3 separate regions of the Homo sapiens genome follow, and all the other regions are linked to region 1. Evidence: chromatin loops called from intact Hi-C (ENCODE). Cell type or tissue: dorsolateral prefrontal cortex. All regions are shown on one strand. Region 1 has its middle 120 kb from the start of TJP1. Region 2 holds the start of TJP1 (tight junction protein 1). Region 3 has its middle 7.2 kb from the start of LCIIAR.

Region 1 (8,000 bases):
TGGATTTTGCTTGACCCTCTCTGTCTAGGGCTGAGACGCAGCTCTGGTGGGCGGGCATGGAGACCGCAGCCACCTCTCCTCCCCATTTCTCCAGTCGCTTCCCTCCTCACGGCCTCTTCATGCAGACCAGTGCACCAGCCTCACACCCAGAGCAGTTTAAGCCTAACTTTAGGTTCATCTGAGACTCCCCTGTCCCATCACATGCAAACACATACACGCATGCACGCCATTGTCATCATCTTGTCTGCCTTTAAAATGGTCACAATCTAGTGGAGCCGGCAAAAATGTAAACAAACACGTGATACGTGTACAATGGTGGAGGCGGTGCAGAGTGCCTTGGGGGATAACGAAGTGCTCAAAGCTACTTTGTACATAAAGAATCACAAACAAGGTGGCTGGGAAACTGGATCTGGAAGGACTCATATGACTTTGTTGGGCAAAAAGTGGGGAGGTGTTGAGGGGGCAGAGGGGGGACCGGAGATGGAGCTCACACCAGCTGGTTGAAGGAAACTGCTGGTGGTTCCCAACCCTAGAGGTCTGTAGAGATGCCCCATGAGGGTGGCCTCAAGCCTCCTTCCCCCCTTCAGCCAGAGTAGCTCTGCTTTTATCTGTTCTACTGGAGGGTGAGGAGCACAGACCATTTTATTTGGGAAAAAGGATTTTACTGCTAGGATGGTTTTGTGAACAGAGAGAGGACTAAGGCAGGGCCAGGGAACCTCACCAGTGCATAGGCAGTCAGAAGGCGAGGGGCCAGCAAAGGAAACTCCTGGGTAGAGGCTGAAGAAGCGAACAGGGGAGTTTCTGGAAGGGAGGAGTGGTCCACGGAGATGTGTGTGGCCTCAAGCAGGTGGGGAAGGCAAAGGCAGCGTGGGCCTGCCTGCGGTCGTAGGAGGTCATTTGCAGAGGTGGAAGTAGAGTTCATCTTTTATTTTTGCTAACCTTGAAAGGAGGGATAATGTAATTTTTTTTTAATACATTCACAGAACAGAGAGACATCAGTGCTTCAAAATCTCCAGAGCTGATGGCATGTATTTTTGACAGTTTTCATGTATTTCTGACAGTTACAGCTCTCTTCCTCCCCCATCTGTGAAAGTGGCACAGTGCAGTGGACTCATCTCTGGGTGCTGTGGTTATGGTGGTCATCGGGGCAGGGGCGAGGGTGGGGGTCACTTGGAGGTGATTGGTGACATAGGCCATGGGCAGTGGGGTGGCAAGCAGGCCAGAGGAGGTTGAAAAATACAGAAATATAAAGATAGAATGCTTTCCTGTGTGTTGAATGAGTCGATTTATGGAAGTCATTCTTTTTTATCTAATATGGATCTGCTTCAGCTTTTCAGAGATGATCTTAGATTATTTCATTACTTTTCAGTCAGTGATTAGAATCATTTGATCACCACGTTTGTTATGGAACAGTAAATCATCCCTGAGGAACATATAAATAACATAGTGAATCTGTCTGTATGCACACACACGTAATTTCAAGTATAGATAGAAAATTGGTTGTATTTGTCTTGAAACAGATACCATTCTGTTCCCAAAAGTCTAAATGAAAGCAGCTTAGTTCATCTGGTTATTATATGACTGCTGAGCATTAGAATGAAAAATGGACATTTCAGAATATGTTGTTTTCTATCTCTACACATGTTCTTTTTTGGGTAAGTCCTACATTTTGTAGTAGCTAATGTTTCGTGAGGCCTGACTGTGTACCTGGTGCAGAAGGGGAGGGCCACCTGTGACATGGGCACACGCTCTGTGTGCTGGCTCTGGGCAGGCTTTATAAACCAAGAGGAAAGGAATCACTTTGTCTCCCCTATGATTTACTCTTTTCTTTCCTATGGCAGGTGGAGAAGTGAATGCTATAGTTAAGTTCTTTCTAGTTATGACTTTGTAGGTTAGAGGAAGGCCCATTCCTCCGAACCTGACTTGGATGCTGTCATAAACCCCACCCAGTCTTCCCCCAGAATATCTTACGGCCTGCTTATTCTGGAAGTCTCACAATGAGAGTCACTAATAGGCTTGACAGTGGCTCTATTTCCAGAGTTTGTTATTCAAGTGCATGGTGTCTTAATGCTTTTTGCCTGCTATAACATAATATCATAAACTGGGGGGTTGGGGGGTTATAAACAACAGAAGTTTATTTCTCATGGTTCTGGAGTCTGGGATGACCAAGATCAGGCCATCGCAGATTTGGTGTCTGGGGAGGCCCACTTCCTGGTAGACAGACATCATCTCATTGAGTCCTCACATGGTGAAAGGGCAAACAAGCTCTCTTAGGCCTTTTTTGTAAGGGCACTAATCCCATTCATGAGGGCTCCAGCCCAGCACCTAATCACCTCCCAAAGGCCCCACCTCCTAATACCATCACTTTTGTGGTTAGGATTTCAACAAATGAATTTTGGAGGATGCAGACATTCTGACCATAGCACATGGTGTGTAGCTGGGTGGTATTTTTCCTTGCCTTCTCTTATGACTCACCAGCATTGCTGCCAGCTTTCACCTTCAGAGTCACTGAGCCTGTGCTAGGGGTTGGGGAGCAGAGTACAGGCTTGGGAAATGGCTAATGGTAAATCAGGTGTAGGCTCTGGTTTGGGCTGTGAACCAGAGGGAATTGAAGCATTCGCAGAGAGACTCCAGGCAGCTGGAGGTGGAAATGGAGGGTCACAGACTGCAGAGTGTGTACCAGGTGGAGAGAGAATAGCAAAAGCTCCAAGTGCCAAGATGCGTCCTTTGCCCCCAGTACTGACAGGGCACTATTATTTAGGAATAATGACTAAAAGATCGTATGTCATGAAGCATTACCAGGAAAGTAGAGTTGAGAGCAGGAAAGATGCCATTTAAATTGAGCCTCAGCATCATCTCAGAACTTGAATGTTCCGTGTTTGCTGCATCCGTGGGAGGGAACCTTACATAAGGCATTATGCAGACACAAGCTGTTGTCTCCATAATCCAGCAGTTATTAGTTGTGTGTTCACATTGTCCAAGACACTGAGCCTGGGAAAAAGGTATCCTTTCTGCTTAGTAGATGGTATCCTAAATCTTCCAACAGCCAGAAGTGGGCATTTAACATGGCAATTTCGGGGATGAACCTTCTCCCTTATGCCCCAGGGCAAGCTGGCCAGCTGTGCAAGACTTTCAGCCACATGGGGGCAGGGCTTTCTAGCGTGTGCAGTTAGGAAGCGTTGCCAAGTCCTGTTTGGGTCTCTTGTGGTTAAAATACTTTATTTCATTCTTGCTACGTCTTGCCCACCATAACTCTACTTAAATTTATGATGGATGGACTTTAATGTGGAGATGAAAGTGGGATAATCTTTCCAATTTAAAGTTATTTTCATTGTTCGAATTGCTGGAAGCAATTGATATTTTGAATGGTGTTACTTAGGGCAGAGTGGAAATTTCAGACACCCTGTGCTTATTCGAAGGTGATTTATATACCAAGAACTGTGATAACTGGGGGGTGGTAGTCGAATGACATAGTGCTCTGTTTTATAAGGACTTCCGTGCTGTCAGAAAGAAGTCAAGCTTTTTTTCTTGTTTACTTTCTGCAAGTAATTGGTCAAAATTCTTTGTTTAAAACTAGCTGTAAACTTGTACTACAAACGTGATTTTTGACGATTTCATAATTATGCTTTGATATCATTTTCATGTTTAATATAACATAAGCCATCTTTGTAAGCATTTATTAACTTTGTTTCTCCATTTTCTACTGTGTATTAATTTTTAAAAGATTTATTATAGAGAATTAAAACCATAAATTAGTTTTTAAAATGTTTTTATCTTTTTCCTTTTGCTCTAACTATATACTTTGACTTACTGCATTTTATTTAGGTGAGTCAGTCACCGACCTTCCCATACCATTGTGGCATGAAAAGTTTTGGGATTTACGTAATTCAATACATTCATGTTACTGCTGTTTACATTTTAAAAACCTGTTTTAACCTTAGGCTTCCACATAAATGTGATTCTTTTTATATGTCAAGTAGAACAAGCATATTACAGGTCCTGTATTCACAGCAGAATGTTGAAGATGGACTACTTAAATGCTTCAATTTCTTTTCCTCTTGAGTATGTTAAGTGAGATACAGTAAGATTGGTAAGACATGCTCTTGCTTTGAGGCAGGCCACATTTTAATTCATCTAATTTTTTTTAGTGTAACCTAGATTTAGCATTTGATAATTGAACTTCTTTTCTAGTGGATGGGAAATGCTTGCCTTTGTACTTTTCCACATCTAGGTATATTTTGAACCAGGGCAAAAGAACAGCCCAGCTGGAGCTCCTCAGTTATCAGGAGGGTCATTTTGGAAAAGCCTGGAGGGTCGCGCTGCTGCCCTTCTTGACTCATTCTCCAAATGAGGATTGTGTGAAGTACGACTCTGCATGTCACTGCATATCTTTGAGTGGGTCCGTGTTGTCTGCTTTAGGTTGGATACTTGTTCTGTCCGTGGCATCTGATGTTCAAATGGGCATTTCATAACTGCTTTTTAAAGCTGTTAAGTATTCTGTGTGGTACATTCATGAAGTTACTTTAGAACTAGTTGCTTTTAGCATGCCTTTTTCCCCTTAGTTTTCATTACAGAAGATAAAATATATAAATTTACTGCTATTTTTTCTCAGTATTTTCTTAGATTAGTTTTAGATTATGGTTTTTATTTTAAAATATAATTTTCAGTTCCTTTGTTTAAATGATATAAAATGAGAAAGCCAAGACTTTACCCAATAGAAACCAATACATTTGTAAGCCTGGGGATCCCCAAATGTTTGTTCAAGGTTTGGTTTTCTAGTGTATTACTATCTGATATTACTTTTTTAATTTGTTTTTGCCTGATTGAATGGTTTTACAAATACCATAGGTGGGACTCTTAAACAGAGATCTTCTCATGTTGTGTATAATATGTGGTTATGAAATATAATAGAGTCTATAATAGTAGTATGGTTTGCTAACCACTGAAAGAATTGTGTAAATTTCAGAACTTATAAATTTCATAACACTTATAAATATTATGGTTATAACACTTCACCATAACTTAAAATAAGTAGTTAATGAATTGCTTGTTATAACATGGGTGTTTGCCCATAGGTATGATGGGAAATTGGTTGGAGAAGGAAATGAAAGGAAACAAGAAACAAGGGATCCCAGGGTAAACGCGCCGAGCTGTGTAGCTGGACTCCACTGGGCTGCCAGCGTTCTAAATATATTTTCTAAGGGAACTTGATAAACCCAAGGTGGATCTTATGAACCCAGTAGAGCGGTCTGTAAGCAATAACAGTACTTCATTCCACTAGTTAGTGGTAGTGACATGAATTTGGGAGCACGGGGACCCCTAATAATTTGCGGGATTGAGATAAGGTTTGTACCCCCAGGGAAAAGGAGCTGGTGTCTTGTCAGGACACTGATTGGACATGAGTGCAGTAAGTGGGAGTTTAGTCAGACTGCAGCACCTGGAGTACTAATCTGAAACCAAGCCAAGAGTTGAGCAATCAGAACTGCAGATGTGGGGAAGAAAGCCTCAGTTTGGAGAGCCGGCGGGTGGCCCTGTAGATGCAGACACAGGAAGCCCAAAGGCTTGGTCAGGATGGCTTAGGAAGGTTCTGGGGCTGAAGAAACAAGAAACAAGGAATGAGCACAATGTCTACAACAGGCTGGACCGGGGAAGGCAGGCACTGACAGGTGCTGGCAACATAGAGGAGCTAGATGATGAAGACTGACTGGACGACTCTATTCAGTATTTAGTGGCGTGTTAATGTTCTCTATAGAAGTCTTTAATTTTTAACATGTGCCATTTTTTTTAAGTGGGAGAGTGTTGAGTATCTTTAGATGGCTGTGGAGAGTCTTCGAAGATACCAGAGGGAAAGGGAGAATGGAGGGCCCTGGTGCTGTAGGGATGGGACAGATGGATGGACTCTAGCGCATAGGAGGGAGGAAACCCCCAGCGAGGAGGGAACTCATATAGAGACCAGTTTGGGGTTGGGAGGTAGTTTCATTCCCTGAGTGGGCATTGAGATTGCCAGTTGAGGAAGAGGGAGAAGGTGGGGATGCTACAGAGAGGTGATGATGTAGGATTGCTGCTGAGGACCAGAAAAGGAGAGGGAACCCTGGCTAGGAACATGTTGAGGACTGTACCAGGGCCAGTCTGGTGTCACTCTCTCCAGCAAAGCACATCTGCCTGGGGGTGGCAGTGGAGAGCTGGCACTGCTGGTTTTGAAGGGTGGTATGTGGAGAAAGACAAAGGAAGGAAATAGTTGTGATTAAAGGTGAGAGGGTGATTGAAATGATGGCCCAGGAGACCAGATTGTTGATGCAAGGAGGTGAAGTCAGCAGGAACGGGGGTGTAGGGGACCTCTTGTGCAACACAAGAGCCTTGGCCTAAGCATTAGATGTGAGCATTTAAGAGATTGGCAGGGGAACTGTGGTGAGAAAGACCATGTATGGTTTTGGGATTGTGCTATAGGAATGGGGCAGGGATCAGGGTCATTCCAGGACTGGAAAAGCCAGGAATTTTGAAGTCCTTTGTAATGACCATAGGTGGTGAAGCAGGCATGAGAGTCTTCAGCAATTCCTGACTGTCCTGTCCTAGTCATGGCTAATTTCATGCTGCTCCGGCGACATTTCTAAAGCTACCAGCACCTCAAGGGAGGTGTAAGAATTTTAAGAAAATGCCTGGCAATGGTTGCTACAAGACACAAGGGCTTAGAGAGTTGTTCCTGTTTATTGGAACAGAGGAGGTGAATACAAAGTTTAGAAGGTAAATGTAAGGAATTTAAATTTGGTTGAAATTCAAGGAACATTTTGAGAATAAGGAACGCTTGAAAGAAAAAGATGTTCTGTGGAGGCAGTTTGAACTGATCAAAGAGTTGAATGCTAAATGTTCAAATGACCTAGGAGATCTACAAGTGTTACTGGTGAGTGTGAAAGCAAAGAGAAAAGAGTTCATGTGAGCAATAGAAGAAACATCTGTGGAACACGGAATAATGTGAATGTAGTAATTTCTTTGTGACTTGATTTTGACAGTCACTCTCCAGATATTTGAGAGAGATAATTCTCAGTTTCCCTCTGATGGCCTTGCTTTGTTATTACCTTAAAGACTTCCACATTTAACTTACTAATTTATTTTAACCTATATTGACTATTTCAGGAACTGAAATTGTTAAACATTTTGTAAATCTACAGTCAAATGAAAATCTTTGCAAACTTTGCTTCCTCAAGTCACATCAACCCTTCACACTACTCATAGCAAAGCTAATGGCTTTTGTCTCTAATATAAGTTTGTATTTGAAGTTGAAAACTACTTTAGAAGTTCCAAATATTTCAGTTGTAGGCTTTAGTTATGCATACACATAGAAGGTAAATGTTCTTTTTAGAATTTTATTACTCATAAATTTTAGATCCCTTTTTAAGAAGTAGTTAAGGAAGGAGGTCAATAAGCATTCTTGTTTCTCTGGTTTGTTGGCTTTATGACAGAGGATGTCTACATTAGTGTTTTAACTTGGCGTCATTCAAAGTGGGGCTGAGAAGGGAAGTGAGGGTTTGGATGTGGAAGGGATTGGGAAGATCACAGTGACAACCCAGCCCTACTTCTCAGTTACAAAAGGGCAACCTCAATATAAACTTAATGCCAATACTGTGAATCATTACATTCCTTGTTGAATCACAGATGTGTAGGAAAACATGGGTGGGGTATTTCACCGTGAATTGTTTTGCTCTTAATGCTGTACCTTAAACTGGCAATTATGCAATTGACCATGTAGCACAGAAACATTCAGTACAGGTAGCATGAACCAATATTTATTGACTAGCTACTACAGATGGACACTTGTATCATCAAAAAATAATATCAAAACAAATGAATATTTTGCTTATTTTAAGGAAACCGGAGTTTCTCAGTCATTTATGTCAGTGCTTAACTGGTTTGAAACATTCCCCATAGTTTCAGTTGTTTTGAAGCTTCACCCAAATACCAGTATTGGTTCTCATGTCATGGGTGAGTTGAAGCAAAGACATAAT
Region 2 (8,000 bases), 120 kb after region 1:
ATAAGATAAATCTGTACAATCGAAAGAGATTTGTGGTTAAACATTATAGTAACTCTAAATGAGAATCCTTAATTAACTTGTATTTCTTCCCATATTGATCTAGAGGAGCTATGATGACATGCGTGTGTAAGCATAAAAGTCAGAAAATACTTTTTTGGTGTTCCATGGATAAACTCTTTAATTGTTAAATGGGTGATTCTTTCAGATTATTCTTTATACTTTCCACTTGTTGTCAAAGCACCTACCTAAAAAATAAACTGCAGGAATAAAGCTTTGTTTTTAATTGTTGGCAACAGTTTTACCTTTATTTTACAGATGATAAAAGCCTTCTCTTGTTTATTTAAAGAACAGACTTTATGAAGTTTAATTTAGATATTAAAAATACCACTGAAAAATTTTAAAGTGATACTATTAGTCACTGAAATACTAAATATAATTTTTAAAGAATAATATTTTCAAGATGAAATATTTTTGTTTGATTTCATTTTTTAAACCATGGCAAAGATAAAACTGTTAAATATATAACTATTTTTAATTAGTGACAAATAGTTGCAATCTAGCATTTAAATTACACATTGGGCAACTTGTAAAAGTGACAAATAAGGAAAAGTGAAAAATGTCAGTGCATTTGTAGATAGTGTCTCTAGATTTAGGTGCTATTAAAGACACCACACCTAGTTCTAGGCAGCTTATGCAATTGCACATCTTCTTAAATGGTAAAGATAATGTGAAAGGTCTTTCATCACCACCTTTTAAAATTAAAAAATACTTCCCAAACCTTTTTAAATGGTGTTTGCATATGAAGAAATTTAATCACAATTTTTTTTTTTTAATGGGGTCTCACTGTTTCCCAGGCTGGTCTCAAACTCCTGGCCTCAAAGAATCCTCTGGTCTTGGCCTCCCAAAGTGCTGGGATGATGATGATGATGATGATGATGATGATGATGATTTGAGACGGAGTTTCGCTCTTGTTGCCCAGGCTGGAGTGCAATGGCATGATCTCAGCTCATTGCAACCTCCGCCTCTCGGGTTCAAGCGATTCTCCTGCCTCAGCCTCCTGAATAGCTGGCATTACTGGCGTCTGTCACCATGCCCGGCTACTTTCCTATTTTTAGTAGAGATGGGGTTTCACCATGTCGGCCAGGCTGGTTTCGAACTCCTGACCTCAAGTGATCTGCCTGCCTTGGCCTCTCAAGTGCTGGGATTACAGGCTTGAGCCACTGCGCACGGCCCCAAGTGCTGGGATTATAAACGTGAGCAACTACGCCTGGCCACCATTTTTTTTTTTTTTTTTTTTTTTTTTTTTTTTTTTTGAGACAGAGTCTTGCTGGTTGCCCAGGCTGGAGTACAGTGGCACGATCTGGACTCACTGCAACCTCCGCCTCCTGGGTTCAAGTGATTCTTCTGCCTCAGCCTCCCGAGTAGCTGGGACTACAGGCACGCGCCACACCAGGCTAATTTTTGTATTTTTAATAAAGACGGAGTTTCACCATATTGGCCAGGCTGGTCTCAAACTCCTGACCTCGTGATCCGCTCGCCTCGGCCTCCCAAAGTGCTGGGATTACAGGCGTGAGCCACCACGCCTGGCCCACAATTCTTAAAAGAATAAATAATACTTTGTCCAAAAGCAAAACAATTACAACATGACTTTAAAACAAAAATGACTTCAACCATTTTTATGAAGAACAAAAAGGAATAAGGGTTTGGTTTGCAGAAGGCTCTTTTCTGGTTCAGACAGCTTTGGGTTGCAAGATGTGTGGCACTTCGAAGCCTTAATTGATACTTATGTATCACCTACACATACTTCTTTGTTAAATTTGTTCTTTTCATACAGTTGAATTCTAAAGAGAAAACCATTGTCTAAAGCCTGATGTTTATGATTTCTTCCATTTCTTCTGTGCCGGTTGTGGCACTATACCAGATACTTTAAAGATGTTATCATTGATGTTACTAAGGATTTCTGGCATTTTTTGAAGACCTTTACATTTACAAGTGTAGATTAGTGAGTCTAGGATTGGTTTCTTACCATGTTCCTTGGTGTTTAGCAAAGCCGTCAACATTGTGGGAAGTTTGTGTAGTGGCTGATTAAACTGGACCATGGACTGCACGTGTTTACACCCTTTTCTGCCCAACTTTGAGTTGGAGGGACAGCATTGGAATGCAGGGCAGCTTGACCCGTTCGGTCAACAAGAATTTCAGCAATCTTGATGGCCAAAAATAAACTTTTCAAGATTCCTGTCTAGATGGGCGGGAAAGAGACTTTGGATATATCTTGAGGTCTAATGTGGGGTGTGGGCCGAGATGTCACAGGTCTCTAGGGTGTTTCTCAGGCTGCTGCCTCCGGGTGCCCATGACCTCATCACCAGTTTCAGCCTTGGCAGTCGGCGCCGGTGAACGAGAGCAACGCTTCTGACCCTGCCGGAGCTCCTCGGAGATGAAAGCCATGACGCGCCTTGCAGAAAATGCATTCCGCCTTCCGTGGGAACAACGCCGAGGCACGCGGTGACAGCCGTGACCATGCTGTTTGCCCAGTGAAGGAAACAACTGTCGGGTATCGGCTCTGCCGGCCTTTCCAGCCGCACTCATGCATGGGGCTCACCCCATGATGTGCGTGGCTTGTCGAGGAGCAAGTGGACAAGTCTCTTAAGGAAAGCTTTGGTGCACAGGCGCTTTCTCCTTGGGGGCGAATTCTGCCAGACCTTGGATAAAAACAAACAGGAAGACTCGCACGGCAGCGGAAACTGTCTTCCAAGTTACTTGGGTTACCCGGCTTTTCCTTCCGCGCTTGGGGTCGGGACCCCGGCCGCTCGTCCCGCCCCCTCCCCCGCCGCGGCCCCGCCCCCTCCCCGCCTCGCCTCGCCTCGCCTCGTCCAGCCCCGCCCCCGCCGGGCCGGGCATGCTCAGTGGGCCGGGCCGGCAGGTTTGCGTGGCCGCTGAGTTGCCGGCGCCGGCTGAGCCAGCGGACGCCGCGTTCCTTGGCGGCCGCCGGTTCCCGGGAAGTTACGTGGCGAAGCCGGCTTCCGAGGAGACGCCGGGAGGCCACGGGTGCTGCTGACGGGCGGGCGACCGGGCGAGGCCGACGTGGCCGGGCTGCGAAAGCTGCGGGAGGCCGAGTGGGTGGCCGCGCTCGGAGGGAGGTGCCGGTCGGGCGCGCCCCGTGGAGAAGACCCGGGCGGGGCGGGCGCTTCCCGGACTTTTGTCCGAGTTGAATTCCCTCCCCCTGGGCCGGGCCCTTCCGGCCGCCCCCGCCCGTGCCCCGCTCGCTCTCGGGAGATGTTTATTTGGGCTGTGGCGTGAGGAGCGGGCGGGCCAGCGCCGCGGAGTTTCGGGTCCGAGGAGCCTCGCGCGGCGCTGGAGAGAGACAAGATGTCCGCCAGAGCTGCGGCCGCCAAGGTGAGCGCCTCCGCGGCCGCCAGGGCCAGACCGGGCCGACCGTCGCCGCCCGCCCACCGGCATCTGGCCCGCGTCCCGCCCTCCCTCGCTGGCGGCTGTCTGGGCCCCGGGGCGGCGGGGTGGGCAGGGCTGGCGCGGGGCCGCGGGCCGCGGGCCGCGGGCCGCGGGGAGCCCCTCGGGCGGGGGCGGCGCGGGCCGCACTGGGGGCGGCCGGGGAGGGGGCTGCGGGCGCCCGGCCGCCGTACTGGGCAGGTGCATAGCTGCCGGCGCCTGTGCCTGGCTGCGGCTCGCTGAGGGCGGGGACACGCAACAGGTCCCTCGCGGAGAAACTCGGCTCCAGTGAGGGTTCGGGGGCTGGAAGCCGGCTCTCAGCGGGTCGGGGCTTGGGGTGCCACCTCCTGCTGGCCGGGAGCTGCTGTCTTTGGAGGAGTGGTTGGTCCCCGGCGAAACCCTGTAGTTTCGATCTGATGTCACTCCCTGCGGTATGCGCACGCCAGCGATAAGGCTTTGAGACTGCAAAACACTCCACTCAGCCTGTGAGGCGTAGTAGGTCGGGTTTTCTTTCATGCTGTATTACTTATTTAAGGTAACTTTGAAAATAACCTCTTTAACATTTAATAATTTAACTTGAATTAAACTTTCACAAGTAATACAAAGTATTCCTACGAATGGACAATAAGATGAGCACTTAAAAATTAGTAAAGGCCGGTGAGTTCAGCCGAAAAAAGTAACGTTTTTCCTGTTACTTTTCCTATGTGCTCTGAAATATTATTGCATTTTCCCATTGCTTTGAAACTAACTTGTGTATTACATTAAAAAGCCAAAGTTCCTGAAAAACAGCTAGGATGCTCCTCCCATTTTGTATATTAATTTTTTCATCATAAAATAGTACTTGTTATTTCAAACAAAGGAATACAGAAATGTGAGGAGTAAAAAATCTCCCCTTTAAAGAATATCAATTCATTACTTCAAATAGTATCGAGATACTTGGGCAGGTAGTGGTTTTCTGTGTGTATTTTTGTTTGAAATGCTTACCCGTAACATCTGGGAGCAGGAATACTATGCCTCTGAAACTTTTGAACTCTCACAGAAGCTTGTTTGCTGGCTGGGAGAAGCTAGCGGTTACACTTATTAATGAATAGATTGTTTTAAGGGATATAGTATTCTTCGTTTAAGAAAAATTTAACTTGCACCTTTTGACCTTACATTGAGGAAGAACAATCTAAAGGTAAAACTTGATCCAGAGATTTAGGATAAAAGGCAACATTTTGCTTTGGTTTTAAAATAAGCTCCCATTATTTGTCTTTTCTGGGGCTTTCTTTCCTAGGAGGAAAGGCTTTGTTTCCGTATTACACAGAATGTCACTTTGTTCCTGAAGTGTGATCTCTGGTACTTAATATGCAAGACAACACACTTTTTAAGAGGTTATTTCAAGTATGGAGAGAAATACGTTTTCAATGGATTGCCACAGTAAGGTAGGAGGAGTACTTCTCCTGAATTATAGTATTGAGATTTGTATGGCATATTGAAAAGCATCACTCGTTAAATATTACGTTGTAGGGACTTTTTTGCATTGTAAACATTTGCGAGTAAAGGGCAAGTTGAAAGCTTTTTTTTAAGATGCTGTATTATGGAGCCACTTCAGAATTTTATATAGAGCAAAACAGGCCATAAATGAATAAGTGAAATGAAATAATATTCAGTGACCTGTTTCCGTAAGTCACATTTAATTTTTGAAGGTGATTAAAATGCTTACTAAGAGCCAGGCTGGACTCAGTGCTTTACATATGATGCGTTTGTTTTCCCCACCCTCCTTTCAGTTTGGAAAAAAAAAAAAAAAAAGGCAACATTAATTTGGAAGCTCGCTGTTACTGTTTTAGCATGATAGTTTGGGAAACTCTTGTCTAATAAGCCAGTGCTTTTGATTCGGTTTTCTTTATAATGGTTGAATAGTTTGTCATCCTATGAATATGCTGCTGTTTAGATTATCTTTGCTTTCTTGATAGACATTTGTTTCCAGGATTTTGTTCTTGGAATAGTAGCCTTTTTATATCTGTACACATATATTACTGTATATCAGATTCTTAAAAATGGAATTACCGAGGCAAAGGCTATGTGCAGTTTAAATTCTGATATATACTACTAAATGTTTCTCTAAAAAGACTACCTAGAAATAAATATAACAAATATTGGTGAGCTACTGGAATCTTAATGAAGGACATAAAGTGAGATCTGAATAAACGAGATGAAACAATGTATTTTCTGGATGGAGACAGTCACTGTTGTAGAATTTACTAATTTTCCCCAAGTCAGTGTCTTCTAGTGTTGTATTGTAGAAAACTTGACATATTGATAAGAAAACCTACATGATAAAATGATAGCGACAAAATTTTGGAAAAAGAAGGCCGTATCAGGAAACTTGTTAGAAATTCACAGTCATTTAAAGCAGCCCGTCAGTTCAGGAACCAGGGAGGTCCAGAAACATCTGTGCATTTATGGGCTTTTAGTAATTATGATCATCAGTATTATTGCATGTCAGGTATTGTTCTAAGTGCTCAATTTATTTAATTCTCACAGTAACCCTATGAAGTGAACTATTATCTCTACTTTTTGGTGAAGAAATTGAAACACAGAGATACGATAACTTTTAAGTTCATTTAGCCAGCAAGGTGGAAAACTACGAATATGTGGTAAAAAATAATATTGTAGACTATTGGAGAAAGTGGCTTGTTCAATGTATGGTGCTAGGACTATTGGTTATCCATTTTTTAAAAATGTTTTCTGCCTCATAGGCTAAAAAAAATCAAAGGAAATCTAAATGACAAAGAGCAATAAAAATTCTAAAATAGAAGAAAATGTAGAATACTACTTAAAAATATGTATGTACCTAGATTGAAAAGAATCCTCCGTGCATGATACTAAAGAAGTAATAAAGGCGGGTGGGTCACTTGAGGTCAGGAGTTCGAGGCCAGCCTGGCCAACATGGTGAAACCCCGTCTCTACTAAAAATACAAAAATTAGCCGGGCATGGTGGCGCGTGCCTATAATCCCAGCTACTTGGGAAGCTAAGGAAGGAGAATTGCTTGAACCTGGAAGGCGGAGGTTGCATTGAGCTGAGATCGGGGCCACTGCACTACAGCCTGGGCGACAAAGTGAGCTTCCGTCTCAAAAACAAAAAGTAATGAAGGAAAAAACGTGGCCGGGCGCGGTGTAATCCCAGCACTTTGTGAGGCCAGGAGGGGCGGATCACGACGTCAGGAGTTCAAGACCAGCCTGACCAACATGGTGAAACCCCGTCTCTACTAAAAATACAAAAAAAAAAAAAAAAAAATAGCCGGGCCTGGTGGCGAGCACCTGTAATCCCCCCTAATGGGAAGGCTGAGGCAGGAGAAACGCTTGAACCCGGGAGTCAGAGGTTGCATTGAGCCAAGATCGCACCACTGCACTCCATCCTGGGCGACAGAGCGAGACGCTGTCTCAAATAAATAAATAAAGGAAAAAAACGTTTTTTATATGTGTGATAAACGTCTGCGTTCGCAGTCAGAATTTTGTTTACTGGTGTATTTGATTTAAGATTATTAGAAAGTTGAAAAACAAGAATTAGGGTGGTTCTCTGCGTCACCAAAGAATTGTTTAAATGTGTAAGAAAGTGGTATGAATCATTGTTAAGAAACGATTTCATTGGTTGAATCACAGAAAAGTGGCTGAAGGAAGTTTCAGTGGCTTCTGTGTTTTCAAGCTGTTTTCCTTTGGAGGAAGCAATAAAATTTAATTTAAGATTGTGCTATTGTATATGCTTATTAGATTTTGCTGAATACTTAAATGTTTTTGTTAAGTCTCGGGAATAGTAGTATTGCCCGCTGTGGCTATCTGAAATTATAATGTAAGTATGAAAATGATTTATGTCATTTTTTACTGTTACACTGATTTACATGATACCCAGGAATTGATTTATTGTATCAAGTGGAGCACAGTGGGCTTTTTTTTTTTTAATTAAGTTCTGGGATCCATGTGCAGAATGTGCACATTTGTTACATAGGTATACGTGTGCCATGGTGGTTTGCTGCACCTATGAACCCATCATCTAAGTTTTAAGCCCCACATGCATTAGGTATTTTTCCTAAATGCTTTCCCTCCCTTTCCCCCCACCACCAACCCGGGTAACAGGCCCCAGGTCCTGGTGTGTGATGTTCCCCTCCCTGTGTCCATGTGTTCTCATTGTTCAACTCCCACTTATGAGTGAGAACATGTGGTGTTTGGTTTTCTGTTCTGGTGTTAGTTTGCTGAGGATGATAGCTTCCAGCTTCGTCCGTGTCCCTGCAAAGGACATGAACTCATTCTTTTTTATGGCTGCATAGTATACCATGGTGTATATATGTACCACATTTTCTTTATCCAATCTGTCATTGGTGGGCATTTGGGTTGGTTCCATGTCTTTGCTATTGTAAATAGTGCTGCAGTAAACATATGTGTGCATGTGTCTTTATAGGAGAATGATTTATATTCCTTTGAGTATATACCCAGTAATGGGATTACTGGGTCAAATGGTATTTCTGGTTCTAGGTCCTTGAGGAATTGCCATACTATCTTCCACAATGGTTGAACTA
Region 3 (8,000 bases), 270 kb after region 1:
ATCTGGAGCCAATTTTTATGTTAAAAGGTTTCTTTTCTTAATAAAGGCCCATTGGGACCCAGATGAGTAATGAAATGTTGGAACAGCAAAGCAAACAAAAGCCACCCTGCTGAGAAATGAAGAATGGGCTTGAGCTGTTTTTACTCAAACACTTCTCACACCAAATGTGGGATTTTTTCCCGCACCAGCCAGTTCTCAGTACCAACTGAGTGTCCTATGATTCAATTCAATTCTGACACTAACTAATGTCAGATTGAACAGGTTCAAGGGCTCAGTCCCACAAGATCACCTACACCGCAGACGCCAGTCCCAAGTCTTAGGTACTCAGAGAACCTACACTTCTGTCCGACTTGGCTACAAAGTCAGGAGGTTCTTACAATCCCCACCTCCCTCAGGTCAATAATTGGCTAGAACAGCTCATAGAAACCAAGAAAACACTTATTTACTATTACCAGTTTATTACCATGGACACAGACGAACAGCCAGGGCTAGGTCTGGAAGGGTCCGGAGCCCAGGAGGTTCTGTCCGCATGGAGTCGGGGTGTGCCACCCTGTCAGCACATGGCTGTGTTTGCCAACCTGGAAGTTCTCCAGACTTCGTTGTTCAGGAATGTTTAGGGAGTTTTCATGACATGGGTATGATTCATTAATCATTGACCACTGGTGATTAACCCAATCTCCAGCCTGTCTCCTCTCCCCAGAGGAGGTTTGCGGGGAGTGGGGCTGAAAGTTCCAACCTCCTAATCCTGCCTTGGTCTTTCTGGGACCAGCCCTCATCCTGAAGCTGTTCAGGGGCTCCCAGCCACCAGTCATCTCATTAGTACACAAAAAACATTCATTATTCTCACTGCAGAGATTCCAAAGGTCTTAGGCCCTCTGTGCCAGGAACAGAGACAAGGACCAAATCTATGTTTCTTATTGTATCACCATGCTTCACATCTTAGCCTTCCCCAGGCATGAGGCCCTGGGCAGCTCATGGTCCTCTGTGCCTAGGGTACTGGGACCCCTCACTGCAGGCCCTTTGTGTAGGCTCCTTGGAGGGACCCGAGCAATTCTCTACCACAATTTTTGTTTTCATTTTCTTTAAAGAGAGTTCCCGGGTGGCATAAACCTCGGGCCCCACACATCTGCTTCAGCGTGTAATAATTTGGCTTTTCTCATCCCAGAAGGGACAACAGTGCCCTGAATGAGTAACCCCCAGCCCAACAACCTCTTAAGTGGTGGCATTGTAAGTCGAGAGCATATTCAATTTCCAAGGCTGGCCTGTGTTCACAAATACCTAGTCCTCGAAAGGCCTGAAACATCTTGTGACTCAAGCTTCCCCACCCTTCAGGGTTTCTATAGGTCCCTGGGAATCACCGCTGGAACCACTGTTCTGGGCGAGACCCTTCATGCGTCCTGCCCCAGAGCCATCTTACTTCTAGGCAGAGTGGACTTGCCTCTGGAACCCTGTTTGGGAACCCAGGCACCTTTCTCTGTTGCTTACCTTCCCTCTCCCCTGTCTGCCAACCGCACTGCTGTCACCTCCCTTCAGTCCCCAGCCCCCACCATGGATCCTGCCTTACAGGGGAATTTGACAGGCTGCATTTAGCCTAGATTAAAATGGCTTTAGAATATGATATTCAAAATCTGCATGTCACTCAAGTTTATCATAAATACAAGATGCGATAAACTTGCTTGACAGCTGAGCTGACATGGCTTCGGAATGAATAGCATCTTGAAGTTCTGACTCATGATGAAAACGCATGGGGATTGCAGGGACAGGCTGGAGTGTCATTTTTAAGCACAGCCAACATGATTTTGACAGGGCAGACACACCGTGGGATCGGCTCTTTGCTGCTCCAGACAGCCACTGCCACGTACAGCTAATGCTTCGTTATTTATGGTAATAGGGACCGGGATGACATGGATCATTGAAATGAGCATGTCATTAACAAATAAGATGCACTGAGGAAGTAATTCAATCACCTCTCTCCAGGTTCCTTTTAAGGGAGCCGCTGGAAAACCCTCCACAGGTCCTCCCTTCGGGCCCTGCATCCAATGAATGGGGTGGTGGACAGTGTCCATTCCTTTCCTCCAGGAGCCTCCTGGGGAACCAGACAAGGATCACCTCTGGATAAGCCTCGGATGTGATGGGGAATTCCTTAAGAACTCTCTCTGTCCATTTTCTGTTGCATATAATAGAATATTTGAAACTGAGTAATTGCTAAGAAATGAAATTTATTTCTTACACTTCTGGAGGCTGGGAAGTCCAAGGTTGAATGGCTGCATCTGGTGAGGGCTTCTTGCTGGTGGGGACTCTGTAGAGTCCCAAGGTGGTGCCGGGCATCACATGGCGAGGGGGCTGAACATGCTGGCCCATGTCTCTTTCTCTTCTTATAAAGCCACCAATTCCACTCTGTGATAACACATTAATCCATTAACCCACCAGTCCATCAGTTCATGAATGGGTTAATCTATTCACAAAGGCAGAGCCCCCATGACACAATCACCTGTTTTTTGTTTTTGTTTTGATTTGTTTTTTGAGATGGAGTCTCGCTCTGTTGCCCAGGCTGGAGTTCAGCGGCGCAATCTTGGCTTACTGCAACCTCTCCATCTCACGGGTTCAATCAAATCTCATGCCTCAGCCTCCCAAGTAGCTGAGATTACAGGCATGTGCCACCACGCTCAGCTAATTTTTGTATTTTTAGCCCTTTGAATCTTCCCTGGTCGTAGTTATGGGAGCGGGAGAAGAGGAATTCTGGGGAGGGGCAATAAATGATGACTAGGGAAGATTCAAAGGGCTTGAAGAACACACCACGGTCTGCGGTAAAGTCTGCTGGGCCTGCAGAGCAGACAATGGTTTGTGACAAAAGTCTGTCCAGGTGTGTTGACCGACTTTAGTTTTCCTTTCTGAGATATGGGTGCAGTTAATGAAAACTCAGGGAAGTGACTGGAGGTGATTGTTTTTCTTTCATAGACCCAGACTTTAGACAGATAAGGGAATGTCAGAGAAGCCTATGCTTTGGGGCAGGAGGGAGGAGAGAGACCTTGAAGCTCCTTTTTCAGTTCAGCATGTACAAAGCATCAAATTCGGGGCATCAGCTTCCGAGCCCCAGCAATGTTTTCAAAGTTAATCCATGTTGTAGTATCAATCAGTATTGCATCCCTATTTACCGCAAATAGTCTCTTGTATCGATATATACCACAACATGTTCACCAATTCATCAGTTGACGGGCGTTTGAGTGGTTTCCATCTTTTGGCTCTTAAGGAGTAATATTGCTAGGAACATTGATGTACAAGTGTCTATGTGGACATGTTTTCATTTGCCTTGGGTATACCTAGGAGTGGAATTGCCGGGTCACGGTAATTATATGTTTAATTTTTTGAGGACGCACCAAACTGTTTTCCGAAGTGGCGCCATCTGCTGGAAAGTATGGTTCTCCTTTTCTGCTTTGTGATTGGTGGTGGTTATTTCTGTTGCGTTTCCCCGGACTGGCAATAGCAGACAATGCAGTGGAGGCCTAGAGGCCCGAGCGGCCTGTTGGTTGTGCAGATCAACTGCTCCCTCTTCTGTTGCTAGAGTGAAGGGCAGTTTCTTTAATCAACGACACCCTTTTCTTCCACGATTGATTGGCTAGGGTGCTCTCTTGCTGGGTCCTTATTATTACTTTTTTAAGACACTTTTTCCTTTCTCTGCCTTCTAGATGTGGTGTAGACAGGAGCAATGGGTGTCTTCTCTCCTTGCTCACCTGTACAGTTTTAAGGAGAATGGGTAGGGAGATTCTAATTTAGACAGCTGCCACTATCCTCTGGGGCATAGTTTCAGATAGTGGAAAATGACATGGGGTGAAGAAAACAGGCCAAGATGTAGAGCAAATAGCGACTCTACATCTATAGGATATAGGATGTTTTCATGCATTGAAGTGTGTCTCCCAAAAACATATGTTGAAGACAGCCGGGCATAGTGGATCCCGCCTATAATCCCAGCACTTTGGGAGGCCGAGGTGGGTGGATCACCTGAGGTCAGGAGTTCGAGACCAGCCTGGCCAACATGGTGAAACCTTGTCTCTACTTAAAAAATACAAAAATTAGCTGGGCGTGGTGGCAGGCGCCTGTAATCCCAGCTACTTGGGAGGCTGAGGCAGGAGAATCGCTTGAACCTTGGAGGCAGAGGTTGCAGTGAGCTGAGACCACACGCCATTGCACTCTAGCCTAGGTGACAAGAACGAAACTCTATCTCAAAAAAAAAAAAAAAAAAAAAGGCCAGGCGCAGTGGCTCACGCCTGTAATCCCAGAACTTTGGGAGGCCAAGATGGGCAGATCATGAGGTCAGGAGATTGAGACCATCCTGGCTAACATGGTGAAACCCCGTCTCTATTAAAAATACAAAAAAATTAGCCGGGCATGGTGGTGGGCGCCTGTAGTCCCAGCTACTCGGGAGGCTGAGGCAGGAGAATGGCATGAACCCGGGAGGCAGAGCTTGCAGTGAGCCAAGATCCCGCCACTGCACTCCAGCCTGGGAGACGGAGTGAGACTCTGCCTCAAAAAAAAAAAAAGGAAAGAAAAGAAAAGAAAATATATGTTGAAGCCCTAACCTGGCACCTGTGAATGTGACTTTATTTGGAAATAGGGTCTTCACAGAAGTAATCAAGTTAACATGAGGTCATGGTGAATTAGAGTGGGCCCTAATCCAGTGTGACTGGTGTCTTTATAAGAAGGGAAGGTTCACAGGCATAGTGGGAGTGCTAGGTGACAATGGAGGCAGAGATTGGAATGACGCGTCTATAAACTAAGGAGCATCACAGGTTTATGGGAACCACCAGAAGCTGAGAAAGATAAGTAAGATAGATTCTTTCTCAGAGCTTTCAGAGCGAGAGAGCGTGGCCCTGCAGACACCTTGATTTTGGATTTCTGGCTCTGGAACTGTGAGAGACTACATTTCTATTGTTTATGCCCTCCAGTCTATGGTTACAGCAGCCCTGGGAAACTACAGTGTCAAGGAAGGCCACTCCAGGAACTGATAACTCAGGGAAGAGCTTTCTTGGCAGAGGACATAACAAGTGCAAAAGTCCTGAGGTGGGGACTGGCCTGGCAGGCCCAAGAAACAGGGATGCTGGAGGGCTGGTGCAGGCACGGTGAGGACTTCAGATTTGATTCCATAAGGGAGAGGAGGTTATTGTAAGCAGGGAGCAGCACAGTGAGATTTTCATGATCAAAATAGTCTAGCTTGTCTATGGAAAATAGAATTTGGGAGAGAAGACAATGGGGGAGACATGACCTTTAGAAGGCCACTGTAACTGTCCATGGTGGCAGTCTGGGCGAGGGTGGGGGTGAGTGGGGGGAGGTGTAATGAGGGTGGATTTGGAAAGCAGACCCAGTAATATTGCTGATGGGTTAGATGGGTGAGAGAGCATGAGCGGAGTCAAGTCTGACTGCTGGATCATTGGCCTGAGCTGCTGGTGACACCCCTGCTGGGATGAAGGTGGCTGGGGAGGAGGGATACTGAGAATTTAGTTTTGGGCATGTTACCTTTGAAACGCTGATTAGACATTCAAGTGTATAAATAATTTTTTTTTTCACAAAAGACGATGTAGGCCAGGTGCGGTGACTCACACCTGTAATCCCAGCACTTTGGGTTCAGAGGCTGGAGGATCACCTGAAGTCAGGAGTTCGAGACCAGCCTGGCCAACATGGTGAAACCCCATCTCTACTAAAAATACACAAAAAATTAGCTGGGTGTGGTGGTGTGTGCCTGCAATCCCAGCTACTCAGGAGGCTGAGGCACAAGAATTGTTTGAACCCGGGAGGCGAAGGTTGTAGTGAGCCAAGATCGCACCACTGCACTCCGGCCTGGGAGACAGAGCGAGACTCTGGCTCAAAAAAAAAAAAAAAAAAAGATGATGTAAACAAGTTCCTTGCATTCCTAACATACACGTGCCTATAATTTGCATAACGCAGACAGGAACATAGGAACCTTCAAAACAGGTCCTCTAAATGTGTTTAACCACAGAAGCAGGAAAAAAAATCATTACGTTAGAGTCCAAGATGTGGCCTCCCTGCTTTCCCCTGTGCTGCCTGCGTGAGGAATGGTTGCATGGCAGCTGGCATGCTGTTCAGGAAGAAAGAGATCTCAGCCAGCTCCTCAGAGTCAGCGCAGCTCTCCAAATATGACTTTAACGACATTTCAGAGCACAACCCAGTTTTCCTCCCACGAGGAGATTCAGAGGGGTGTAAGGGTTCCCTGGAGGGTCTCCATTACCACCAGCAAGAAAACAAGTGGTAGCGATTGATGTCTGCTACCCACCATGAATGATCTGTGTCACCCCTCTAGAGAGAGCCATTTTATCTAGGGGAGCGCAATGGCTAGTTAACAGACACCAGAAGAGTTGAGCAAGATCTGCATTTTGCCTATATTGCAAGTACCCAGCAGCTGCTCTGTAAGTGGTATTCAGGGCATGAAACCTATGGTGAATTTTTTTTTTAACTGTTGAACTAGGCTCTGCTGATAGAGAACTTCTCCTACACAGCCAGATACGCAGAAGAAGGGCACTAGCAGAGAGGAAGGTGCAGGAAAGAGAGGGCATGAGATGGGGCACTGCCCCTGCAGAGGTCTCTGGCTGGGAGCCAGTGCCCAAAGGGCAGGGCTAGCCATGAACTCCCCAGGTGTGGGAGAGGATGGGAGGGTGGGCACAGTTGCTCCTCACTTGGAGCAAGTTCCCAACCGATGACTGCAATGTTCTCTTTGAAGTGGAAAGAGAGACTTAAGGACTTCAGAAAACCGGAGACTTGAAATAGCCACTCCAGAAGGTGGCAGAGAAAGTTGGATTGGGGACACACCAGGATTGCTGGGCGCAGCTGCATCCCAGACAGTGTAACATCTGACTTTGAGATTTCTCTCTGGCAGTGCCCAACAGTGCCTGCCCAGAAACAGAAAAGGCAGAAGTTTGGTCCATTCAGGCCAAATTTGGCCAGATAAGTATCAAAAGACAAAGGGCCAAGAGAGTTCCAAATATTGCCAAAGACCCTGAGACTGGCCGAGGACCAGTCAATGCAGGCTGTTATAACTATCACAAAACCCACATTTTAGGGAGTCTGCCCAGGTCCCACAGTCCAATGCGGGTCCGAGTCAGTGGGCGCGTTTGTGTTGGGGATAATGACTCCCTCCACCCCATCACGCAAGCACCCAGGCCATACCCACACTGCCATCTTCCACACGCGGCTTCCGAGTCTCCCAGCGTCGGCATCCAGCCCAGGGAGGGAACATCAGGCAGTGCGCAGGAGCGCTAAAAAAAAAAAAAAAGAGAGAGAGAAAAATAAAGAGTCTCTTTCCACTACAGAAAATTATAGTTGGCTTGCAAACCAGCCTCAAATACTGCCCAGACCCATTGGGAAACAGCAGCTGTGGGTTCTCCAGTTTGGTGCAGTGAAGTTTAAAGAGATAGAGGAATTTAGCTGTTGACCACAGACCAGAGTGCACCTCTCACGTTTAAGGTGTGGAATGACCACATGCACATCAACACAGCCGTCCCTACTCACAATCACAGTCACAGAGCCATGCTGCAGAATTAAAAGCTCACAGCATTGAGAAAATGAGGCACTTAACGTTTATAGCACAAAGGAATTCACATTTAAGAATGCATCAGATTGTAATATATGCTGGGAGCAATTTATTATCAAAATATGAGGCTTCATACCCCCATGCTATTTTTTTTTTTTTTTTGAGATGGAGTTTCACTCTTGTTGCCCAGGCTGGAGTGCAATGGCGCGATCTCGGCTCACTGCAACCTCTGCCTCCTGGGTTCAAGTGATTCTCCTGCCTCAGCCTCTCAGGTAGCTGGGATTACAGTCGCACACCATCATGCGCAGCTAATTTTGTATTTTTTTTAATTATACTTTAAGTTTTAGGGTACATGTGCACAACGTGCAGGTTTGTTACATATGTATACATGTGCCATGTTGGTGTGCTGCACCCATTAACTTGGCATTTACATTGGGTATATCTCCTAATGCTATCTCTC

What was found. Hi-C counts contacts between places; a loop is a spot of excess contacts. Peaks named below come from ENCODE experiments on the same cell type or tissue, not always from the same donor. Only the 100,000 strongest peaks of a DNase experiment are listed, where the experiment ranks them.
Region 2: a loop joins it to region 1, with 2.5 times the contacts of the local background. A loop is called at or near these places in 42 of 110 quality-filtered maps.
Region 3: it touches region 1 in a loop (5-fold over the local background); 41 of 110 quality-filtered maps call a loop at or near these places.

Annotation. Positions count from the first base shown.
Region 1 is chr15:29,934,043-29,942,042 of GRCh38, reverse strand. It overlaps a transcript of TJP1 not described here. Among named protein-coding and RNA genes, the nearest start is that of TJP1, 120 kb to the right of the region's middle. RefSeq lists an enhancer at 6,872-8,000. In dorsolateral prefrontal cortex, CTCF peaks have their summits at 1,038, 2,934 and 3,133 (motif pointing right); DNase peaks (open chromatin) are centred at 2,901 and 6,162; H3K27ac peaks cover 8,000 bases.
Region 2 is chr15:29,817,395-29,825,394 of GRCh38, reverse strand. TJP1 (tight junction protein 1) reads left to right here and starts at 2,927. Exons shown (of 28, transcript NM_001330239.4): 1 at 2,927-3,393. The coding sequence starts at 3,367. It overlaps LOC124903451 (a long non-coding RNA gene), which reads right to left and starts at 887. Exons shown (of 2, transcript XR_007064546.1): 1 at 779-887; 2 at 1-11. In dorsolateral prefrontal cortex, CTCF peaks have their summits at 2,622 and 3,813 (motif pointing left); DNase peaks (open chromatin) are centred at 2,484, 3,064, 3,184 and 3,824; H3K4me3 peaks cover 5,114 bases; H3K27ac peaks cover 6,167 bases.
Region 3 is chr15:29,663,731-29,671,730 of GRCh38, reverse strand. It overlaps a transcript of ENTREP2 not described here. Among named protein-coding and RNA genes, the nearest start is that of LCIIAR, 7.2 kb to the left of the region's middle. In dorsolateral prefrontal cortex, CTCF peaks have their summits at 3,234 and 3,451 (motif pointing left); DNase peaks (open chromatin) are centred at 3,480 and 7,160; H3K4me3 peaks cover 676 bases; H3K27ac peaks cover 2,371 bases.